3 separate regions of the Homo sapiens genome follow, and regions 1 and 3 are each linked to region 2. A link is a loop called in an ENCODE intact Hi-C map of the cell type or tissue named here. Cell type or tissue: heart right ventricle. All regions are shown on one strand.

Region 1 (2,500 bases), 54 kb before region 2:
GTTTTGTAGTTTCTTGGCTTTTATAATCCCCCTTTTTCCCTGCCCCCTGGGCTTCGGAGGGGGGTGCTTGTGCCCCTAACCCCCATGCTCTTGTGCCTTCCCCCTCTGGCCAGGCCTCTGGGCTCCGTGGGGGCGCCCCTTCTTGGAAGGCAGGGCTGGACACTGATGGACAGCAGGCAGGGAGACAGTCCCCTGGCCCTGCCCCTCCCTCGCCCCCCTTGCCACCTTCCCAGGACTGCTTGTCCGCTATCATCACTGTTTTTAATGCTTTTGTGTTCATTTTTTAGCTGTCAACTCATTTTCATCTGTTTTTTGAAGAAAAATGGAAAAATGTAAAAGGCAGCCCCTCCCCAGGCTTTGTGAGCCTGGCCCAAGCCAGTACAAGAGGGCCTGGGGCACGATGTGGTCAGCCAGGAAGCATAGGATGCCATTTCTTTTATAGATTCCTTGGTATTTCTGGTGGGGTAAGGGGCAGGCCAGGGCTGTTCACGCCCATGAGGGAAGAGGAAAGTGCCACTGGGCAAGGTGTCCCACCCTCCCCTCCTGACCCTCCTACGAGGCTTATCCTGGCAATGGGGTAGTCACTGCCACCCTTCCACACACACACACACACACACACACACAAAAAAAAATCCCTTCCTTGTGGGATTCTTGGGCATCTCCTGCCTCCCTCACTCTCACGGTAATTAATGTCTTAATTGGCTGTTGCCTGGGGAACAGGAGAGCTGCTGCAGGCAGATGACCTCATGGGGGGTGGAGGGAGGTGAGGTGCCCAGGTGGCTATTTGCCCTGCAGAGCTGGGAGTTTCACCCCCACCCCCCACCCTGTTCTCTCCTTACCTTTGGCATCCTTTGGCCTGGTGGGGAAACAGAGGCCCAGGGTGGAGACCTAAGCGGGTATAAGACCAGGTGGCCTGCTCCTTTTCTGGGCCCTAGCACAGGTGGGTAACCCCCACCCAACCCAGCTCCTGCTGCTGTCCCAGTCTTGGGCTGGGGCCTGGAAAGAGGAAGAGGCTGCCTGGGGCTGGGCCAGCCCGCTGTGCACTTTGACCCCAGTTCCTTGCCAGCACGGCTGCTAACAGACTGCCACTTGAGTGCGCCTTGCAGGCACTCCCAGAGCAGCCATGGAAGGAGCTGGCCCTCACACCATCCACCTCCACACTGCCTCCTGGCCAGCTGCCCACCCCAGTGCCAGGTGGGAGAGGGAGCAGAACAGCCAGCCCCTTCCAGGTGGCAGTCGGAAGGGTTTTTGTTTTTGTTTCTGTTGCCATTTGTGTAAATACTAGTCTTTTTGGAAAAAAAATAATGTAAAGATGTTTTGTATAAACTCTGAATTATTTTCTTGTTGCTTTTTTCTTAGAAAAAAATGAGAACTAAAAAAAAAAAATTAACCACATGGAGAAATGGGTGTAAAATGGTGTCGTGATGTTGGGAAATGGAGAGTGAGAGTTGTGTGCGTGCGTGTGTGGTGGGGGTGTGTGTGTGTGCGCTTTCCTGTGCTCAAACCACTGGTGACTGGGGCAGGTACGGGCAGATGATGGCTATCCTAGTGGAGCAAGATGTTTTAATGCCCTATGACCCTCCTGCCACTCCCCTCACCCCAGGTTTTTCTGCTCTCTTGTTCTGCTGTCATGGAGCCTGAGACCATTTCCCCTGTTCATCCTGTCACCTCTGTGGCATAGGCCACGGGCATCTGCCCAGTCTGGCACAGGCCCAGTTAGAGAGGGTTAATGGAGGAGGGGATGTTCCCATGGGGACCTGGGTGTGTCCACAAAGTACTGCCACCACCTAGCTGGGGCTAGATCTGGGACCTGCTGGCAGGCCCAGCCCTGCCCTGCCTCAGGACGCCTGGAGGTGGATAGAAATAACTTCCCAAGATCTGAACTTCAGCTGCAGCCTACTGGGTATTGGGCCTGCTTCAGGCTGCCCAGTTCACCTCTCAGCCAGAAGAATCTTGCTTCTGAGCTGGGCCACACCACAGCCACCACCATGGCATAGTTGGGGGCTTCTGGCCAGCAGTCGATACCCTCAAGCTAGAGCAGCCTTGAGCACCCGGTCTACCTCCCACAGGCTGATGAGTAACTTGCTCAAGTCAAAGAGTGTGGTGAGGGCCCTGAAGAGGGTTTGGCCTCCATCCCACAGCGGAGAGGCAGACTGGCAGGGCCTGGAGCCTTCCTGCTCCAGCCTGGAGCCGCCTGCTGGTCTTGTGGGGGGACTCCCTGTGGAGACGGCTAAGACAGATGTCAGGGGAAGAGGACAAGTGAGATCCAGCAGCTAAAAATGGGGTAGAAGGCAGCAGAGGAAAGAGGAAGAAGAAGGAGAGAGAGAGTGATCCAGAGTAGGAAGCCCCAGAGAATTAGCCAAGGTGCCACCCGGGCTATGAGGGAAGTGGGGAGCTGGTGGAGAAGAAAGGGGGCGGAAAGCCACAGGGCCTGCAGGCGGAGGGAAGGAAGGTTGGGCTAGTGTAGGGCTGGGCCTGGCTGGGGTGCTCCTGGAGCCAG
Region 2 (2,500 bases):
CCTGGGCTGGTGGTGGCGGGGCACAGGCCAACAGTGGTGGGAGGGGAGGGAGCCCAGCAGGGCCTGAGCCCTGGTACAGCACCACCCCTGGCTCTGAGAAGGGCTCAGAGGCAGAAGCGCAGCCAGGCCTGACCCGGAGAGGGCACCGCCAGCTGGAGGCTTGCTGCTGGGCCGAGACACTCCCGAACAGATGAGCCTCTCTATGTCCGGACGCCTTCCTGCCAGCCTTGCTCAGTGGACCTAGGGATTCTCCTTTGACAAACGTGGAAACCGAGAGGCTGCAGAGCTACTGAAGAGCCGGGGCAGGATTTGAATCCTGGCTGTGCTTCGTCCTTAGCCCGGCAGCCCGGGGAACCGGAAGGAAGGCTCAGGGTTCTAAGCCCAAGTCGCCCCGGCCAGGCTGGCACAGGGCAGCCCGGGGAACCGGAAGGAAGGCTCAGGGTTCTAAGCCTAAGTCGCCCCGGCCAGGCTGGCACAGGGCAGGGCTGAGCGCGGGAAGTGCTGGCGCAGGCTGCCGGGAGGGAGAGCTGTGTGTGTTTCCGTGTCTTTTTGTGGGCGTGTGTATGCCTGCGCGTTTCTGTATGTGTCTCTCCCGGCGGCTGTTCTGCTTCCTCAGCAAGCCTTTCCCTCCCCCCTCCACTTCGTTTTTCTTTCTTCTTCTCCTTATTCCTCATTGTCGTCTTCTTTTTTTTAATGAGTCTTAATTAGCGTCGAGTTCCTCCTCCCGCTCCCTACCCGCCCCCCTCTCCGCCCCTGCCCTCCCTTCCCTCCTCTCCCTCCTCCCCGAGGTACAGGCCAAGCGATCTGACAAATGCACTTGAGAACAAAGCGCCAGGCTAATTCGGGGCCTGCTCAGGAAGCAGGAGCTGAGCTGAGATAATGGGTCTGAAATAGCCCAGCATGATTATGCTTCCTCAGCCTGTGGCCAGGCGGGTGCAGGCTCAGGCGGGCAGGCAGGCAGGCAGTCGGCGGGCGGGCGGACGGGCGGGCGCCGGACGCCACTCGCCCAGGGTGGTGAGGGCCATGCTTCTGCACCCACGCCGGCCCTCCTCTGGCCTTCGCAGGAGCTGCTATCCCTCAGAGAGTCCGGTAGTCCCCAGTGGGGATGGTCCAAGGGTCAGCCAGAATCACACACTCAACCACAGTTACCCGACAGGTTGATGGCAAAGCTGAGTCACGAATCCAAGCAGCCAGGCTCCCTGACTTCAGTTCTCCTTGCTCGGTCATGCTGTCCCCAGCCTAGCTCAGTGGGAGGGGAGTGGGACAGGTGATTCAGAGCAGGGCTTGGGCCTCCTTAGCTCAGGCTTCTCTAGGAAGACAGAGCCCCCCAGGATGGCCAGAGAAGGAGGGGTCACAGATTGCTCTGGTATGCCAAGCAAGACAGGATGTTGGCATGGTGCCCACCAGAGAGATGGGTCAGATGTAACTTGTATACTTTTTGCCTTGCCTTCCTGGAGCTTGTCCAGAGCCTGAGACCAGACTGAGAGAGGAACAGTAAGGACCCAGGACGAGCAGAAATCGCCCTCCATAGGGCACTGCACCCATCCCACCTCCCTGCCCCCGCTGCTCATGCCTTCATCCCTATCCCAGACATGGCCTGGGGCCCAGCAATGAGACTAGTCATGGACCTTTACTCCCTGACCCAACTGTCAAGTTCACTGGCCTCCCAGACCCCAGGAACGAGTGACCTGTATGTGAACATGTGTCCCTTTTGCTTCATTCATCCACCCAATATGCATTTCTTAAGACCCTCCCAGTTCCAGGCTCAGTGCCAGGCCCTGGGGACTCAGAGGCAAACCAGACATAGTCTCTGCTCTCAGGGGCCCTTAGTGTGGTGGGGGTGACAGAGCAACCGAGAGATATAGTGCAGTGTGATCTGTGTGGTGACAGTTGGAATTCAAGAAGCCATGGGAGCAGAGAGGATGCCAGGGCAGGGGGTCAGGAAAGGCTTCACAGAGGAGGTGACATTTGAACTAGGCTTAAAAGATAAATAGGGCTCTGCCAGGGTAAAGATGGAGAGGGCTAGAGATTTGCTTCCTTCAAGGCGCAAGGGAACTGGGATGTGAAAGTGCTAAACAAGGCCGGGTGCGGTGGCTCACACCTGTAATCCCAGCACTTTGGGAGGCTGAGGCGGGCGGATCACAAGGTCAGGAGATCGAGACCATCCTGGTTAACACGGTGAAACCCCGTCTCTACTAAAAATACAAAAAAATTAGCCTGGCGTGGTGGCGGGCACCTGTAGTCCCAGCTACTCGGGAGGCTGAGGCAGGAGAATGGCATGGACCTGGGAGGCAGAGCTTGCAGTGAGCCGAGATCATGCCACTGCACTCCAGCCTGGCAACAGAACGACACTCCATCTCAAAAAAAAAAAAAAAAAAAAAAAAAAAAGGTGCTAAACAAATGTGTGCTGGTATTCTAAGGATTATTTACAACTTGAGATCCTGGGGCTGGAAAAAGGCAGAGGAACAGGAAGTGCTGGGCCGGGCAAATGGTCTGGGCT
Region 3 (2,500 bases), 100 kb after region 2:
AGAGGCAGGGTGAAGCCTAACATCATGCAGCTAGAAAGTGGAAGAGCGATAATTGACCCCAGGTCTGTCCTACTCCAAGGCCCTGGCTTTGGAAGCAATATAGCAAAGTGAGGGGTTAAGAGTCTTGGCTCTAAGGCCGGGCGCGGTGGCTCACGCCTGTAATACCAGCAGTTTGGGAGGCCAAGGCAGGCAGATCACCTGAGGTCAGGAGTTCGAGACCAGGCTGGCCAACATGGCAAAACCCCGTCTCTACTAAAAATACAAAAATTAGCCGAACGTGGTGGCACACGCCTGTAATCCCAGCTACTCGGGAAGCTGAGGCAGAAGAATCACTTGAACCCAAGAGGTAGAGGTTGCATTGAGCTGAGATCACACCACTGCACTCCAACCTGGGCAATAGAGCAAGACTCTGTCTTAAAAAAAGAGTCTAGGCTCTGGTGTACGGCTACCTGGCTTTGATTCTACCACCTGTTCCCTGCCAGCTGTGTGATCTTGGGCAAGTTACTTCACCTCCCATAGCCCCAGTTTCCTTGTCTGTAAAGTGAGGCTAATGATGGTATGTACTCTTAAGATTGTTATGAGGATTAAATGAGTTGATATGTGGAAAGTGTCTAGAACAGTGCCTGGTATACCATATACAATAATCCATCCCTGATAAGTGTTTTATGAGTGTTTTACCACTGTCCTCCATGGGCTCCCTTAGATGAAGGAGTGGAGAGAGGCAAGAGAGCTGGGTTTGGGAAATACAGGGCAGAGGGTCGCTCCAATCCCTGTAGAATTTAAGTCCTCCCACATTTGGACAATAGTATCAGGCGTCTTCCAGCAGGGAGCCCGAGTGACCCAGCAATTGCACTTCTGGGAATTCATCCTAAGGAAATAATGGGTCAAGAGAGCAAAGATGTATGTACCAGGATGTTCATTGCCATGGTGTCTATTATAGTGAAAAACAGCTTGCTTACATGAATTATGGCATATTCATACACAGTCACCATTAAAAACAACAATGTGGCTTTTTCAGTCCTGACAAGGAAAGAGATCCCTGATCTAGTTGTTAAGGAAAGAAATGCAGGTAGGCAGTGCCGGGGAGAGGAGGTCTTGGAGCATCAGGGCTAGAGAAGGGAACCCATTCATATTTCTGAAGCACCCCATAATGATTTACTATGAGCCTTCACTACTTTTCTAATTAAAAGAAAACAAGCAACAAAATTATTTCCATTTTGAAAACATAATCTCACAGTCTCAGAACCTCCAGCTGGAAAGTAGTCATCTGCATGAGGCCGCTGAGGATTTCCCTGGACAGGAGAGAACTTCCCACTTGGGAGCAGGCCCAGAATTTCTTCTCCCTCCCAGCCCTTCTCCCTGCCAAGAAGCAAGGGTGGAGGGGGGGCGGTGGGGGAGCAAAAAGGCCTGGTGGAGTCAGACAAACCTGGCTTTTGCTGCTAAAACAAAGTTTCAATACTACTGGCCAACATGACCTTCCTCATTCATTCATTCATTCATTCATTCATTCATTTGACAAATATTTATTGAGCACCAACTATGTGCCTAGACTAAGTGATGAGAACACAGCAGTAAGTGAAATAGACAAAAATCCTTGCTCTCATGGAGCTCCCATTTTAGTGAAGGCAGACAGACAGTAAGCAGGACAGATACTATGGGGAGTCTATGGGATGGTGAGAAGCACTATGGAGAAAAAGAAAACAACAAGTGAGAAGGGTGAATATGGTGCCAGGGTGGAGGAGCAATGCAAAATAGAGTGTAAGGGAAGGCCTCCCTGAACAAGTGAAATGGAAGTAAACACCTAGAGCAGGTGGAGAAAGCCATGTGGAGAATTTGGAGGAAGAGCACTCCAAGCAGAGGGAATAACCAAGTGCAATGGCCTTGAGGCGGGAGGGGTGTTTGGTGTATTAAAGTAGAAAAAAGAGGCCAAGCAGGCTGAAGCGGGAATACTGAAGGGGAGAGGAGGAGTAGATTAATTTCAAGAGGAAACAAGTGTGAAAGTAGATGGGACTTGGTAAGCCATGCTAAGGCTTTGGCGTTTACCCTGACTGCCATGTGGGGCCAAGGGCAGGGTTTTGAGCAACAGAAGTGACAAGGGCTAAACCTAAGCAGGTTGTAACAGGATCACTTTAGCTGCTGTCCTGAAAACAGACGGAAGTGGGAAGGGCCAAAGAGGGAAGCAGGGGACCAATTAGGAGGCTAAGACAGTAATCCAGGTGAGAGGTGGTAGGTGCCTCACACCAGAGTGGCAGTGAAGGTGGAGAGAGCTAATTGCTACCATAGTCGCTTTCTATTCTATTCTTTCTGCTCTAGTCTGCTTTATTTCTATTCTCCCCCAACTTCACAATGAGCTGTGGCAACCACTCTTCTACAGTAAGAATAAGACGTTCAGCATGTCCCAATATAGAAATACTTTTCTTAGCCCAGCTCCACCTCAACCTGCTGCCAGGTCCCTGCCTGCTCTTGAAGCCTAGGCTTAGACTGTCATCTCTGTGAAGGC

Evidence for each region. Hi-C counts contacts between places; a loop is a spot of excess contacts. Peaks named below come from ENCODE experiments on the same cell type or tissue, not always from the same donor. Only the 100,000 strongest peaks of a DNase experiment are listed, where the experiment ranks them.
Region 1: it touches region 2 in a loop (2.5-fold over the local background); 28 of 110 quality-filtered maps call a loop at or near these places.
Region 3: it touches region 2 in a loop (2.3-fold over the local background); 7 of 110 quality-filtered maps call a loop at or near these places.

The regions. Positions count from the first base shown.
Region 1 is chrX:68,840,762-68,843,261 of GRCh38, forward strand. EFNB1 (ephrin B1) reads left to right here. Exons shown (of 5, transcript NM_004429.5): 5 at 1-1,399. Among named protein-coding and RNA genes, the nearest start is that of EFNB1, 13 kb to the left of the region's middle. In heart right ventricle, no CTCF peak of the experiment used is centred here; a DNase peak (open chromatin) is centred at 1,055.
Region 2 is chrX:68,894,270-68,896,769 of GRCh38, forward strand. No RefSeq gene overlaps it. Among named protein-coding and RNA genes, the nearest start is that of EFNB1, 66 kb to the left of the region's middle. RefSeq lists enhancers at 529-1,042, 1,043-1,554. In heart right ventricle, no CTCF peak of the experiment used is centred here; DNase peaks (open chromatin) are centred at 502, 942 and 1,282; H3K4me3 peaks cover 1,166 bases; H3K27ac peaks cover 2,500 bases.
Region 3 is chrX:68,996,787-68,999,286 of GRCh38, forward strand. No RefSeq gene overlaps it. Among named protein-coding and RNA genes, the nearest start is that of PJA1, 170 kb to the right of the region's middle. In heart right ventricle, no CTCF peak of the experiment used is centred here; a DNase peak (open chromatin) is centred at 1,345; H3K4me3 peaks cover 107 bases; H3K27ac peaks cover 1,272 bases.